2 separate regions of the Mus musculus genome follow, and region 1 is linked to region 2. A link is a loop called in an ENCODE intact Hi-C map of the cell type or tissue named here. Cell type or tissue: left cerebral cortex. All regions are shown on one strand.

Region 1 (8,000 bases), 180 kb before region 2:
TTCTCAACCTAACTTACATCATAGCCTAGCCCAGCATCTACCACACACATGCTCAGGACACTTACATGAGCCCACCATTGGGGAAAACTGTCTAATACAAGTCTTATTCTATACTTATATAAAATATATATTCTATGCAGTGCTCAATAGCTCATGCAGTTTATTGAGTCCTATCCTGAAAGAGAAAAAAGAAAGTGGTTTTTTCAGAAGGGCACCATCTTAAGCATGGAAAACCCTAATTGAATATCACTAAGTCAGGGATCACCAATAAACACAGACAGAAACATACCCCTCAAGCCTTCCTTTTTCTTTCTACCCACGCCCATCCAGAGATGGCCTCAGCTCATGTTGAAGGCTTGGCGTCATCTAAGAAAACTAGCCTAGAAGGCCAGAAGCCCTATAAAGATAAAACAGTCACGGCATTCCGCAACAGGCCTGGAATGGATCTGCAACTCTGCTGTTTGAAAGGTTGAACACAGAGATCCTGGAGAAATGGGGAGCAGGGGACACCGACTTATGGACACAGGCCACTTTCCATCACAACAGTTGTGTCCCAGCATCTCCCCAAAGCGGGCTCGGAAGTTGGGTGGGACTGGAGTTGCTGTGGGTTTCCAATGGGGCCATAAACAGCACAGAAGGGCAAGGGCTTCCAAGAGCCAAGCAGGCCAGATGCCACCTCAGGAGAACTAAAGCTGTCACAGGATATCAGAGGACATGTTGAAAATGTGACAGAGGGCATGCAGTATATCTACAGGGATCCTGTGCTGTTATTTTTTTTTTTTTAAACACGATGAAATCTTAAATATTATCCTGCTTATCAATAACACTGAACGTTTTCCACAGTAGATGCTTTCGGCTACTCCCCCAGTGGTGGGTTCCATTAGGCTCTCCCACTGACACTCTTCTGAGCCATAGCAAATAGGATTAGGAAAGGCAGGCCAGCCATAGAAAAATAATGCTAACTGTGGGGGAAAAGGCTGGACTGCTTGTCACACGGGCTCTTCTCTCCCTGAAACTTTTTTTTTTTCGAGACAGGGTTTCTCTGTGTAGCCCTGGCTGTCCTGGAACTCACTCTGTAGACCAGGCTGGCCTCAAACTCAGAAATCTGCCTGCCTCTGCCTCCGACTCCCGAGTGCTGGGATTAAAGGCGTGCGCCACCACGCCCGGCTCTCCCTGAAACTTTTTATGATGGTTATATGGAGCCTTCCCTACTTCTAGGCCAGCCACTGGAGCCACTGGTCTACGACAAAGTCCTTCACACCAGCTCATTTCCCTTGGTTCAGCCTTTTTTTTTTTTTTTTTTTTTTAAATAAAATATTCTGTGACTGAATTGTGTGGAGCTTAACTGTGTGTTATCTTAATGCATATGAATGCAAAGGTCTAGCTCTGCCCCCAGGGTCAATCTCCTGCTAATTCTTCCACTATTCTTCATATCGCAGCCAGGCCACTCGCCAGCCCCTTCCTCCCACTGCCTTGCCACTCACGCCTAGCTTACACATCTCTAATCTTAGTGCAGATATTACTGCTTCGGGGATCTGCATGGACCCTCATGAATGCCACGCCCTCTTTCTATGTGTTTCACAGAATTCGGTAATTGACCCATCTCAGGCCCTTCTCAAGGAAACCCTCTTTGCTTTCTAAGAAGCCATTTGGTTGAGGGTCTACAAACTAGGACCTTCAAGCCAGTCCGATTCCTCCTCTATTCTTTGTGAATAAAGTTTTATTGGCACTCAGACCAGCTCCCTGGTTCATATATCCTGTATGGTGGCATCCGTGCTTTAATGACAAGCTGGTTGGTTGCAACAGAGACCATCATCCTAAAAATCATAAAGTATGCTGACACCTGGTCTGGACTACAAACTTTCGGAGGATGGGGACCTGGATCTTGAACACTATTTTATCTGCAGCACCTCCCATAGGGCCAGTACACAGCGCACGTTCAATACATGAGGAATAACTGAATGAACCAAGTATGAACAACACTGCTGGAAAAGCCAAGGGCAGGAAGGAAAGTAGATTGCACGGACCCCCTACCCAAAGGGTTGCCTGTTGAAAGGTAATTTTGAAGTCTCAAACCTAGCCTTTAAAACCAAAGCCCGTGAAAGATGATTATATTAAATTATTCTTCAGGAGATGGAGACACAAAGCCAAGGCCCTGGGTGCACTTCTCAGCACCCAAACGTTTTTACCTAAACTATAAACACTTTACCTGCCTCAGACTCCTAAAATTTTAACTCATACTGGGACTGATGTGAATTCAGAAGATAACTAAACAATACAAATAGCATTGTGATACTAAGTGTATTTAAAAACCCCACTCAGTTGACCTGCTTGGGATTCAACAAGGATTTTTTTCTTTTTTTTTTTTCTTTTTTTTTTTTTTTTACTGGTCCCCTTTTTGTAGTGTTAAGGACAATGAAGTGGTTTGGGCCTGAAATCCTGAAGGAGCCATGAAAATTGACGGTCATATACATTTTGGAAATTCTCACCCTACGTGGAACATTTTCTACCCATTGCAGGAGTAGAAGGGATACCTCACAAATGGCTACTGCAAAATGGAAATGTAAACAGCTGTTTCTCTTTATCACGTATTTGAAGGAAATACTTTAAAAACACTCTTTCTTAAAAGAAGATGGGGCCCTGGTATGCGGGACAAATCACACAACTGAATCCCTGAAGGAAGATTAGTCAGGTGTCCCCAGCTGTGTGGCAATGGCCGGTATCCCATAAGCTTGTGAGCTGCTGTCTGGAACTGCGGAGGAGCACCACAGAGAGGCCCAGTGTTCCAACCAGAAATTAACGGTTTGCTTACAATAAGCAAAATGACCCACTCGAAGTGGTGCCTGAAGGGTTGAGTTGATTATGCTCTGGGAGTGACCATACTAGATAATGAAAAATATCACACAGCAACCCCCACGGAGAGCAGCACATTCGATGTAAATTAAGGACATGGAAGATGAAAAGCATAGCCAGGGCATCCTTGGGATGCCAGAGGAGAAATATTCGGGAAGCTACCATTGAAGATCAATCTAATCTCATGGGACTGTTTTACTCACTTGATGTTTATTGATGCTATTTTTTTTCCTTGAGCCAGCAAACTAGCACGTTTTCTCAATTCTCCTTTTGCCCACCATTAAGAAGATGGAAACAAACAAACTGTGGCAAACACTGAAAGAAAGTCCCCATGCATGGCAGAGCTGGGTAGAAATGCCAAGAATCATTCTGGGCACCCAGGAATAAATGCACCAACAGGCCAAGAAAAAAATAAAAAGCTTGGATTAATCACCCAATTGTGTTTATTAAGCAATTTACGGCTCAGGGTGGTCACCAGACACTGTACAAAGGGATTTTATTGTTACAGAAAAGTACAAGATAGCACCAAAGACGACTCATAACTCTGTGGCTTTCAGACACAACTCACATCACGAACCCTGTATTCACCATCAACACAATGCTGGGAGGAAGAGGCTCAGACAATCTAACATCTTATGGCATAAAGAATGCTTTCTGTTTTTTGTTTTAAAATCATATCTGATTTAGCAGCAAAGATTCTATAAATATAACCCTTCAAGTATGGAGGCATCTCAGAATCTCATCTCCCCTGTTCTCATGAATATGTTCAGAAAAATATGATAATCTTCATAGCAGCCATATCTGAGGAACGTTCATATCTCAGCAAACTGGACATTTATCTTGACGGCATTAACACCACCACCTTCCCAACACGAGAAGCAGTGTTCGGCAAGAAGGATATAAAAGGAAGCCGACAATGTGGCTGGAGCTTGCAGCAGGGCCTTCTCACATTGTAAAGAGGCTTCCAGAGACTCAGCAAGATATGGGCCAACATGATTAGAGTCTAACATTTCTTCCTTTAACCACAAAAAGAAGCACTTTGCCCCAAAAGCTGAGAGGCCGATACGCAAGCCTTTAAAAACGGACTTAAAAATAAACAGTTGGATCATTAATATTACTAAAAATCAAAGGCCAAATGGACATTCAAAGTAAATGGGGAAAAACATTCATCTAAAATAAGAGCGATCTTATCATCTGCTGCTATAGTAACCCAAGGCCCCTGGTGCTAAGAGTGTTCCAGGATCCATAGACTTATTTGAAACTGAAGAGTCAAATGCATCACATTCTGGGTCTGCAGTTATTCAATATACCAAGAAAGTAAAGCGACCCCGTCACATTATGCAAAAATAGAAATCCCTTCTATAAAACCCTTTTCTCAGCTTCAGAACACCACCTAATAAAAAGGAAAAGCGGGCTAAGCAGATCCACCAGGTGGCGCTCTAACAGGAAGGCACTTCCCCAGATTAGGCCTGCAGAGGGCACAGAGGGCATGCTCTGGTGGACATTGGCTGCAATCCTCCTGGGTGCCCTTCACAAGCCCCTTGCAGCAAACAGGGAGGACTCCAACTAACCAGCCAGCAAAGCAGTCATTCTCCAGATACGACTTCTCAGCTTGGTCAGCAATGGTACCATTAGAGATGTTTATAAATTAGACTGAGCCCAAATGCTGGCTTTTCTCTGCAAGGCAACCCCTCTACAGATCAACTGCCAGTCCTGAATTAGGACCAGAATCAAGTATCAAGACTCCTGTATGCTAACCCCACCCTGTTCCTGTCCTGGTTCTCCTTACCTCCTGCACAGAGCAGAGGCTCATGGGAGAGAGCAGGACCTACAGGAGCATCGCTGCCCACACCACGAGTGTGAAGGAGTATGAGGTATGCACTGACAGGCTTTGTCGCTGTCGCTGTCGCTTTTAGTTAAATGCAAAAAATTACCCAGTGGGAACTGTATTCTACAAAGTTTGTGCTTCAGGAAAAATCTGGCTTATAAATGTTCAGTTTCAAAACTCGACAGCTAACTGAAGAGATGACAGGGATGGGAGAGTCTGCAAGGCAAAGGCTCCAATGGGGGGAGGAGCTGGGCTGGACCAGGATGCCAGAGCAGAGCGTTTGGATGCGCATGCAGGAGTTAGGCAGACAGAGCATTCCAGCGGTAAGCGATATAGACCAGTACTATAAGGAGAACATGGATAAGACAGAAGCCTATAAGGTCCCTGGAGCGGAGGGCAGAAGTTGACTGTGGGGGTTTCTCCCCGAGGGCCAGCAGAGTGTCAACAGTCTTTCGAATGTGACGAAAATCCAACTGCAGGATGTCATACGGAGAGCACAGGTCGGCCTAATCCGAGGGCAGCCATTAGAACAGAAAGAGAGTGCATACAATTAACACCACACGGAAGAAGCACCGGAAAGAAGCACACATTTCTGCTTACTAGCAAATAGCAGGAGTCAACCCTTACTTCAAGTTCTTAAGTCCATGACAAAAGTAGAGCCCCCAGTGAGCCCTATGTAAACTGGACAGGAACCTCCATCCACCATCACACCCCACCACCGCAGGCTGTGCAATGTGCACACTGCTCTTGAATTGGAACAGTCTTAATATTCAAGTGGCCTTATGTGCTCCAAGTGGCATTATGTGCACATCAGTGGCACAAAAGTGTGAGCTTTTCATTCATCACACCTAGAGCTTAAACATTACTAAGGGAAAAATACAAAATCTAAAGTTGAATCTCCAATCCTCTTTTCTTTTCTCTTTTCCTTTCTTTTTTCTTTTCTTTTCTCTTCTTTTCTTTTCTTCTGGAGTCAGGGCTTCATGGTATAGTTCAGAATGGCCTCAAATTCAAGAGCCTCCAAACTTGCCTTCGGGGCCCTGGGATGATATAACAGAAGAGTCTAAAGGAGGCTTCTGAGATGTGCAGTAGGAAAGCCTGGCACATAATAGGTTATTATCTAAATCCCTTCACTACTCTTCAAAGACAGCAGGATGCCTCTGCTCCCATGTTTTATCTCTACTTATGTGGAATTTATGTGTCATAATTGGCTGTTGAGATTTCTGGGCAGCCCTCACAGCCTGCTGCTATCAGGATTCAGCTTCCATATGCACTGAGTTTGCAAACCAGGAGGTGGCCTGGAACTTACTATGTAGACCAAGCTGGCCTTGAACTCACAGAGATCTGCCTGCCTCTGCCTTGAGAACTGGGATTAAAAGGTATGTACTACTGCCAAGTCTGAACCAGGATTTTAAGTCATGGAGTTCAAAATTAATAGGAATTATAACTGATATGCCAGTAAGAAAGATAAGTTGTATTTTGCTTTCAACTTAAAGATTGACAATATCTGTGACATATTTCACAAATACAATTTCCAAGTGAGCAAAGCATTTAAAATGCATATTATATGTATATATACTTTTAAATATTTTGCTGGGGTATTAGCTTTTTATTGTAACTTCCTTGTTAAGTACAGCAATCTCAAATGAAAGGCTACTCTGAGTCCAAGGGCTCATGTTGCCTGTATCCTCTGGGTTCAGCCTGATACCCTCAGGTAAAATACCAGGTGGGCTGATGATAATGGAAATCCTTTATGATGGTAGGATAATTTAAAGATTTATATGTGCAAGCTCTCTCTCTCCCTCCTTGCCTCTCTCTCTCTCTCCCTCTCTCTCTCTCTCTCTCTCTCTCTCTCTCTCTCTCTCTCTCACACACACACACACACACACACACACACACACACACACACACACCAGAAGAGGGTAGTGGATGCCTTGGAGTAGAAGCTAGTGGCTTGGGTCCTGGGAACAGAACTCAGGCTCTCCTAAAGAGCAGTTAGTGCTCTTAACCAATAGACCATCTCTCCAGCACCAACAAGAGATATTTTAAGATTAACAAATCATGTTAAATCTAGCCAATCTCACACATTTTCACAGTAGATCTCAGAGAACCAAGATACCACTGTTAAAGAGACCACCCAAGAATTAAAACAGCCACAAGTAACCTGGATCTTCCTGGGGACCAGATGCTGGCCAAGGATTAATAGATGGGAAATAGCTCCTTCCCACAGAGAAGGTTTCTACTGCAGGAAGAACGCTCTAGTACAATGCTGTGCTTGACCAGTCAAATCTAAGAAAAGCAGACATAAGAGACATAAACACAAACTGAAATGTGACTTTCTCCGGCTATTTCCATGGCAGAAGCAAGCCACTTTGCCAAGGGTGGTGACACTGACTTATGTAGGGGCCAGCCAGGGATATGTAACAAGACTGTCAACAAAACAAAAGCCAAGCAAGAACACCAAGGAACACCAGCAGTCAGCTCTGTAGTATCACTGCAGCACTCAGACTGCCTTGCAGTTTGGGGGGGTATTTCTTCAGGTGAGGTGGGCACTCTCAGAAGTCTACTTCTGGGGAAGTAAAGGGCTCAGACCGTCCCTTTCATTGAAGAAACAATCCTACTACGTCATAGAAGCTAGGCTTAATTAAAGCAGATAAACCCAGAGTCTCAGATTACGGTCGTTTAAGTTAAATTATAATCTCTAAGGAAGAAAAACAAAAACAAAACAATCAGGACTAACTAAGTCTGGTTTTGAGGCAAATGACTATGGAACGTGGTGGGCTGCTGCAGCCATCTAAGACCTGGTCTCTAACTCAGTCCCACAGCATGTATCCATGAGGGCTGTAGCTCCAGCCCTCAAAGTGATGCTAACCATGAAGGAAATCCCTGAGAGAACTGGAGTTTTCCTGACCTGTTGTACTTTCCCCAAACTAGCATTAAATAGGAAATTCTGGGGTTATAATACTTTTTTATCTTTGAGAATTAAATCAGAAAACGCTAAAGCAGGGGATTTGCAGAAGCTACACGCCCTCTTTTTTTTTTTTTTTTTTTTTTTTTTACACAATACTCGTAATGACTGAAAACATTTGCAAAACAGTTAATTCACTCAGAACTCCTTTGAGTCAAATGTTGATTTAATTTCCCACTATAGGAGGCAGAGAAAAAAAACTCACAACCAGCAGAGCCTAAGAAATAAGCTTAGATTAAACACAAGTGTGTGACTGAAATTGCTAGCAAGGATTGACTCAGACTCTCCAAACAGGATGGGCTCCCTCACAGAAGAGAGACAGATCTGGCAAAAGGCCTACTTGTCATAGACAAT
Region 2 (8,000 bases):
CAGGACTGCCTGTCTTGGCACAAAGCATGCTGTTTTGATTGAATTTCAGGGAAATAACAGCCTAAAAGTGAAATTAAGAAGGTCTTTGTTTTGGTTTTGGTTTCTTGTACTACTGAGCAGTTCAGGGCCTCTCATCTCTTACTTTACATCTCTGTTCAGTTGGGCTGTGTGGCCCAAGTATGTGGTGCTGTCTGTAGAAATAGCTGCTGGAAAGGCTAAATTTTACAAGACACAATGAAACACATAACTTAACAGAGAGAAAAGGCTCCCCACTACCCAAGTAAACTTATGAAAGGGTCTTGAGGATCGTCATAGTCCATCCTTAGATGTTTGAGCCCAGGAGAAGCCACTATCTGTATGGGATTTATTATTACCAAAGGTTCAACATCTCCCTCAACTCCCTTATGTGTAGGAAATGTCAACACCCCCCACGGAATGTCTTTATTTTGCTTTGTTGCTTTCACAAGTAAAGAATAATGCTCAATTTAATACACTCTTTGGGGGATGTGGGGGTGTATAGGCATGAAGAATGAGTCAGGGCCGCCTTAACCTGTAACGGAGGCTGGCCTGGAATTTACTACTAAGTCCAGACTGGCCTCCAACTACTGGGCTCACAGGCAAAGTCCCCGTGTCCAACCTAAGCATTTCTGGAGAAGAGAGGAATACTCACTCACATGTGTGACTCAGGTCAAGGCAAGCAATCCTTAACACATGTGAATGTTGAAACTTTTACATAAAACAACAGACTCTTCAGCTACTGTTTTTGTTTTTGCTTTTGTTTTCTTTATGGTATTGCCTTAAGTGCCCACAAACGTAGCTGACATTCTTTTGCCGCTGCTGCTCCAAAATAGTAACTGTTTTAGGGTGGAGAATTAGCATGAAGCCTCTTACTTTTGACTACTTAAGGATTTTAGGAGCATTAAAATATATGTAACACTCCTAATGCCTGGACACCTGCACACCCCACCGCACACAGAGAGAACAGGAAGGAAGGACCCTTTCCACACAGTGTCAACTCACAGAGGCGGTAACTGAAAGATGAACACCTCCCTCCACTACTTTTAAAGCAATGGTATTCTCAAAGACATGCCAGCACAGCACACATGCCAACTCTACCCAACCTTGGGAGGAATCATGAGTAATACTGAAGTGTTGGAATAACTCTAAGCCTGCTACTGAATAGCGCGAACACGTTAGCATGGGGCATTCTGATTCTCCATTCTGCAGTACACAGCCATTCTAACTATGGCAGATGGGAAGGAAAACATGGGGTGACTTTTTAAGGTTAATGATTCAGGCGACTCTTAGAATAACTTCTACTTGAGAAGCTGTAACTATGAGGTCCTATCAAGAGCCTCTCCAGCTGTTGAAAACTGAGTTCTGGAATTTCCCCTCTGCTTACCCATTCCTGACAATCCTTAAACCCAAATATCACCGTTTAATGACTCCAGAGGAGTGCTTCTAGCCTCCAATGGACTCAGAACTCCATCTAAATTTTCAATTGGTCTCCTGATTAAATGTTTATGGAATTAACCAGAAACCTAGCCTCCGAAAGCCACAGCTGGCTCCCCTGCCCCGCCCCCTAGTCTTCCTTTATAAGTAGCTGAAGGACCCCATCTGAAAGCCAAGCCATTCAGAAGCCTAAGAGACCTGATGCAAGTCGGAAGAGACAACGACAGTCGTGAGGTCTAGGCAATGGCACAAAAGTGGGGCACCCACTGCCCTGGGAAACGCTAGGCGCTCGCTGGGGTACAAATCGTCCCGCAAAGAACAGAACAGGATATGGTCGGAAACTTAAGTCAGATCTGCACGGATTCCCAAGGCCCCAACCCTCTTCCACCACCCTCCTTCCTGTTTATGGGTCCACTCCCACAACTCCGACTACTAAAGGGAAAGCAGACATCTCCAAAATATGTCAACACATGACACAACTTGAAGAAGCAGGCTGCTCTGTGGCGCGGGTTACAACTTGCCGGGCTCACACTGGCAAACAGGCTCACTTTAATTACTTTTCATTTACTATGCCACGCTTCCCCTCCAGGGCCCCCGCAAAGACCGGGGTTAGTGAGAACCGGGGAGCCCCGGTGGAGGGAACCAAAATGTGTGGGCGGAGAGCCAGACACCAGCCTCTGCTCGCACAGGCGCAGAACCAAGGTTGGCACCGCCTCTCTGGCTGCAGCAAGCCACGGTCGCGCGGCGCGGAGGCCGGGGCCCCGACACTACGCGGAGAGGACAGGGCTAGCCGACGGCCGGCCACCTTTGTCTGGCCTTCCCCACCCACCAGGACGCAGAATGCTTCCATGTAGAGGTCCACGACTTGGTTCGTGTTCTGGACTTGCTCGCGGTCGCCCGAGATGCCCCCACTTCCCGCGCGCCAGGAACAGCTCCTAGGCGCATCCCTGCGCTCCTGCACCACGGTCGCAGGTCGCCGGGGCCAGGAGGACCACCGTGCCCGCTACAACCACCGTGCTCGTTGCAGAACCCGCTCCTGCCGAGCCAATCTAGTAACACATTCGGGCCCGGCGGGAAGGAGCGACAGCCCGGCTCGCACACGCGTGGCCAGCCCCGGCCTTGTCTCACCTGCCCGAACCGTGTCCGAGAGGTCATGTCCCGGGGCCGTAGTCCTGGGAAACTCCTTCAGCTTCCTGGCGCTCAGGTTCAAGCCCCCAGAGTTGGCCGCCTCCTCCAGCGCGCGCTCCAAACCACGGTTCAAGGGCAGGTTGAAGCCGGTGCCGCCGGTGCCTCCGTGGTGCTGGTGGTGTTGGTGGTGTTGGTGGTGCTGGTGGAGATGCGGGTGCAGGGCGGTTACCGAGAGAGCGGGCGCGAAAGCTTGGGGTTCGCTTCCCGGCGTCGCCATCTTCTCCCGGTCCCCCGCCCCGCCGCTCCTGCGCGGGGTCACAGGTTTCCCCGGCGGTCCCGAGTCCCCGCAGCGCTCCCTCGAAAGCCGCGGGACTGCGGGAGGGGCGGCAAGCGGCGCAGAGGTGGAGGCAGCAGTTCGATCGCCAAGGTTTCCAGCCGGGGGAGCCAAGGGCTGCGGCGGCGGCAGCGACGGCAGCGGTGGCGCGCCTGTGTCTGCTCGTGCTCGCGCCCCCGCCCGCCGCTCCTCCTCCGCAGCTTGTTGGCGCTCCACCCCCGAAGCTGGCTGGAACTGGATGCACATTCTGGGTGACTTTCTCTCCAGCCCGACCCCTTGTAGTTTACACATCTGCGGGCCAGGGTATTTTGTCGGTTTCGTTTTTGTCTTCTGGGATTTTTTTTAAGCCGTTTATGAAAACCCAGGCGAGGCGGGAGACAAGATTTGGAATACAAGGTCACAGGGAGGAGAGTGGTTCTGGTTGATTGATCCAGAGTTGCCCCCAAAAGCAGTTTTTCCACTGTGGGTTTACCCTCACGGACGCCCCCTGGCATTTAGGTGCTTACCATACAAAATCTCTCACTAAATCCAGGAAATCTGTGAGTGGAAAAATTGCTTCCTTCAGCGAGAGGAAGTTAAAGCGAGCCGCGATCACCCCTGCAGAATTCGAACACGCAGCCCACAGTCACCAAAATTTTGCACCTTCACTACAGACCACAGGAACAAGAAAGACTTCAGGGCAAATAGACAAATCTATAGAGGAAGGGCTTTGAGAAAGGGTAATTTTTATGATAAAATACCCAAATTATTACTCCAAGCGTTAGAACGCCAAAGACCTAGTGATCACAAAGGTCATATCTTAAACCTAAGCCTAGGTACTATGAAATGTTCCGGGTGCGCCACCTTCTTATTCATGTGAGGCATGGGAACTGAACTGTCTGATTGCAAACAAATCTTCTGCCATGGGTTGACCTACAGTGGGCGCCTGAGCCAGGCCTTGCACCCCATGGAAGAGCCAGAGGACCTGTGTCACCTAAAGCCACCCAGCTGGAAGACTGATAAAGCCTCCATTCCCTTCCCACACCTTAACAGCCTGGGACCCAAAGCTTGATAGTCTCTATGGAGTGACTCGGCTTGGAGAAATGAGGCTGGAGTGAAGTATGGACATGATACAACTTTATCATACATACTACAGTAATGCAGATCTGTGATAGTCTAGGCAGCCGCGTGGACCTAATGACTTCTTGGGCTCAGCACTAAGTATGACATGATCTATGTCACTTGCATGGACTTCGCTACAGGGCTACCCCTTAATTCCTGAGATTCCAGGCTGAGAGCAAATCCTACTTATTCCGGAAGAAACAGGCGCCACCTAGTGGTGTGCCGCCCTCACCCCCCACCACCTTCCTCCTCTCTGGCTCCACTTCCTTCAAGTCTCTATGATTTCATAAACTGTGCCTTAAGCTTAGTTTTGTTTTCACCCTGTTCTGTAGGCGGTCTCTTCGATCTGTTGCTTCCTTTGTGGTGTAGAAGCATTTTCATTTCATTCAATCTTGCTTGACAGTTTTTGTAATCATTTCCTGTGAGCTTAGGGCTCTTTTCAGAGAATCCTTCCCAATTCCTGCATCATGGAGGGTTTTTTCCTGTTTTCCTTTGACCATTTAAGGTTTTTGAGTGTTATATTAAGTGCTTTGATCCATTTTGAATTGATCTTTGGGCAGGGCAAGATACAGAGATCCAGTTTAATTCTTCCACATGCAGAATCTAGCTTTCCCAGCGCGATGTGCCAGAGACCTTCTTTTCTCTGGTGTGTGCTTTGGGTACCTAGTGAGGTAGCCTTAGGTGCAGCTGCACTGATTCATTCCTGAATCTTCTGCTCCTTTGAGTTACGTGGTTTTGTGGCAACACCATGCTGTGTTTCTTCCTGCAGTTCTGTGATACTTAGAATCTTCTATTGCCATTCCTCCAGCCATTACCTTTTTTGTTCAGTATTGTTTTGACTACCCAGCATCATTTGAAATTTAGGTTGTCAATATCTAGGATGTTAAAAGAATGACAGAAAAATATTAAACACCCAAGAAATCTATCCAGTCAACAAATGGGCAGATGAAATGAACAGACACTTCTCAAAAGATAAAGTACAAATAATTTAAAAAAAAAAAAGATGCAAAATATGTTCAGAGTCCTTAACCAGGGGGAGCTGTAATCAAAACTGCAATGAGAATACATCTTACCACCAGATAAAATGGCTAGCACTAAAACAAACAGCATCGGATACTGATGAGAATGAAGGAGAGGAGGGGAAGGAAGACTTAGGTCCCTTTAGCAATAACATCAACTAGTATAGCCACTGTGGAAATCAACATGAAGGGTCTTCCAAAACTAAAATAAAGGTAGAACCACATTCTGATATTATATTATATACTGTGGTGGAATATTGAAAGATAAAGACAGAATGCCAGGTGCAGAAAATAAAAAGAAAATTAAAATAAAAAAAACAGAACATCTGTATAAAGAGTTCTGATCCAGCTGCAGCATTCTAGAGAATACACCCAGAGGAGCCTAAGCCAATACACTACAAATACACACACATCTGTGGCTCTATGGACAAGTTATAGAATCAGCCTGGGCATCTGAATAAAGAATAGGCAGTATTATATACACAGCGGAGTTTTGTTCAGTCATAAGGAAGAACAAAATTGTGTCATTTGCGAGGAAATGGATAGATCCAGAGTTCAGCATACTGTGCAATATATGCCAGACTCAGGAAGACAAATACTCTAACACAGAGAGTTGATGACCGAGAAAGGGGCCTATCTGGGAAGAGAAGGGGGACTTGTTTGATGGGACACCAGAGAAGATAATGGGAGGAGATATGAGAAAAGAACATAGCTAACTTTAACAAAAATGTCATTATGAAAATCTACAATCTTACACAATGAACATGCACTGCCCTGCTTTGCTTTCTAATGCTGTGATCAACGCCACGGCAAAAAGTAATTTAGAGAAAAAAAAAGGTTTACGCTTAGAGCTTAGCCATCCTGAGGAGAGGTCAGAGCAGTGGCAGGAGCTGAAGCAGTCGTTGGAGGAATGCTTCTTACTGGCTGGCTCCTCACAACTTGTTCCTCCTCCTCTTTTATACAACCCAAGACCACCTGCCCACACAAGGAACTGACTACAGTAGGCTGGGCCCCCCCCCCACATCAATCATCAATCAAGAAAATGCACCCACAGACTTACCTACAGGCCAACCTGATGGAGGCATTTTCTCAATTGAGGTTCCCTCCTCCTAGATGACCTTCTAGCTTGTGTGAAGTTGCCCCCCCCCAAAAAAAGCAAGCCAGCAAGCCTATACACTAATAAAAGGGTCTAACGTGACTTTGAAGTTACTTAAGTGAAAACATATTTACATCATATAAAAATTGATCTTTCTTTTTTCCCCTGTCCTCAGTGACCTTTTGCTTAAAATCTAGCAGGGAGATGAAGACTATTGCCCCCATCCCCAATGGACTACAAACCTAGGTCAGAACAAGAGGTAGACTGAATACACCCACCACAACAGGCATAAATAACTTCTTTTAAATAAAAATAGATTTAAATTTAAAAATCCTTTCTTAGAGGAGCAAAGACAATGAGTGTATACTTTGGATAAATATCCAAGTCCCCCCTACCGCCCCCCAGTGTCCTGTCCTGTCCTGGTCCTTGTAGTCTCTTGTATCTTGTGCAGATTTCCAACCTGCAAACTCTGTAACCAAATCCTCTTAGCCTCTCTCTCCTTCCCAGTATCTCAAAACCTACAGTATTCTGCATGTAAAGGCTGCACAATGTCTCATAGCAAGTTGCTATTTGCTGGGATAGCTCTAAAGTTTTAAATGATTTTTTTCTGCACAAAAGGAGGCGCTTTTTCTTCAAACTGAGAGGAATCCTTGCCTCTTGACACTAATCCTGAATATTTCTAAAAAAAAAAAAAAAAAAAAAAAAAAAAAAAAAAAAAAAAATCAAGATATGCCATGTGTCCTTTTGGATGGCTCTCATGCCGCTTCATTGTTTCTTCAAAAGCATGGACATGTCTCTTTTGTTAGATGCCCTGTTTATTTCATTTCTCCTAAAATTGGAGTCCTCTCCTTGTCATTGAGCATATAAGGTCTGTTAGGAGGGACTGTGTTGTGTCGTGCGGCTATTGCTGTTTCATTGGGAAATGAACTCACAACCATGCGGATCACCCAGAGGATCCTGACTGAGTTCCCTCCCAGGGTCTGGTGTCTCAGGTTCTCATCTCTGGTTTCTTTGAACTGTCTAGTAAACAGTGAGCTCTCCTGGGCTCCAAAGTTGGCACTCCCAACCCTGTAGCCTCATTATTTAACTATCCAAGAACTAAAAACACTCAGAAAAAAAAAAGTCAACCAAACATATACAGATTGTTTTTGCCCTTGTCATCCTTCCTGAAACAATATTATATTGGGAACTATTACACATGAATCAGATATTACAGGGAATCTAGAGAGAATTTAAGGTGAGTGGCAGGCTACAGGACTTCAGCATCTTCTGGACTCAGTGTCTGCAGGGAGGTCATACATCTAACCCCCCATGGAACCACTCTATTTGTAACATATTGTCTACTGAAACTCACCAAGAATTCTCTTTGAGTAGAAACCCAAAATCCAGTCCGTGTTCTATGGTCCCCTCTGCTCAAAGCTAACTGGACAAGAAGAAGCTGACACCATGCCCAGCCATCCACAGCCAATGAGGTCTCCCATCAATCTCTGGGTGAAAAATCAATCAAAAACACGTGGAGACCATGATCAAATCAGAACAGGCATTTGACCCCAAGATCAGCAGAGTTCAGCCTTATTTACATTTATTTATGTCAGTGTCCTCTAACCTCTCTGCGTTGGTTTCCTCATTCAAAAGAAAGAGGAGGAGGAGGACGAGGATGAGGAGGAGGAGGAGGAGGAGGACGAGGACGAGGAGGACGAGGAGGAGGAAGAGAAAGAAGAGGAAGAAGAGGAAGAGGAAGGAGGAGAAAAAGAAAAGAAAGAAAAAAAAAAGAAGCCAGAATATTCCCTAATGAACACCACCCTTTTCTGGTCACTCCCATACATGTTCTCAGTACCAAAGTATTCTCTTTGTAATATATCTGTAAATA

What was found. Peaks named below come from ENCODE experiments on the same cell type or tissue, not always from the same donor. Only the 100,000 strongest peaks of a DNase experiment are listed, where the experiment ranks them.
Region 1: it touches region 2 in a loop (7-fold over the local background); 16 of 42 quality-filtered maps call a loop at or near these places.

What each region holds. Positions count from the first base shown.
Region 1 is chr14:74,760,061-74,768,060 of GRCm38, forward strand. All of the region lies in intron 18 of Lrch1 (leucine-rich repeats and calponin homology (CH) domain containing 1), which reads right to left. Among named protein-coding and RNA genes, the nearest start is that of Esd, 32 kb to the left of the region's middle. In left cerebral cortex, a CTCF peak has its summit at 4,282 (motif pointing right); DNase peaks (open chromatin) are centred at 3,888, 4,298 and 7,905.
Region 2 is chr14:74,944,804-74,952,803 of GRCm38, forward strand. Lrch1 (leucine-rich repeats and calponin homology (CH) domain containing 1) reads right to left here and starts at 3,074. Exons shown (of 19, transcript NM_001252132.1): 1 at 2,581-3,074. The coding sequence starts at 2,857. In left cerebral cortex, CTCF peaks have their summits at 2,021 and 4,241 (motif pointing left); DNase peaks (open chromatin) are centred at 520, 1,153, 2,104, 3,084 and 2 more places; H3K4me3 peaks cover 3,244 bases; H3K27ac peaks cover 2,423 bases.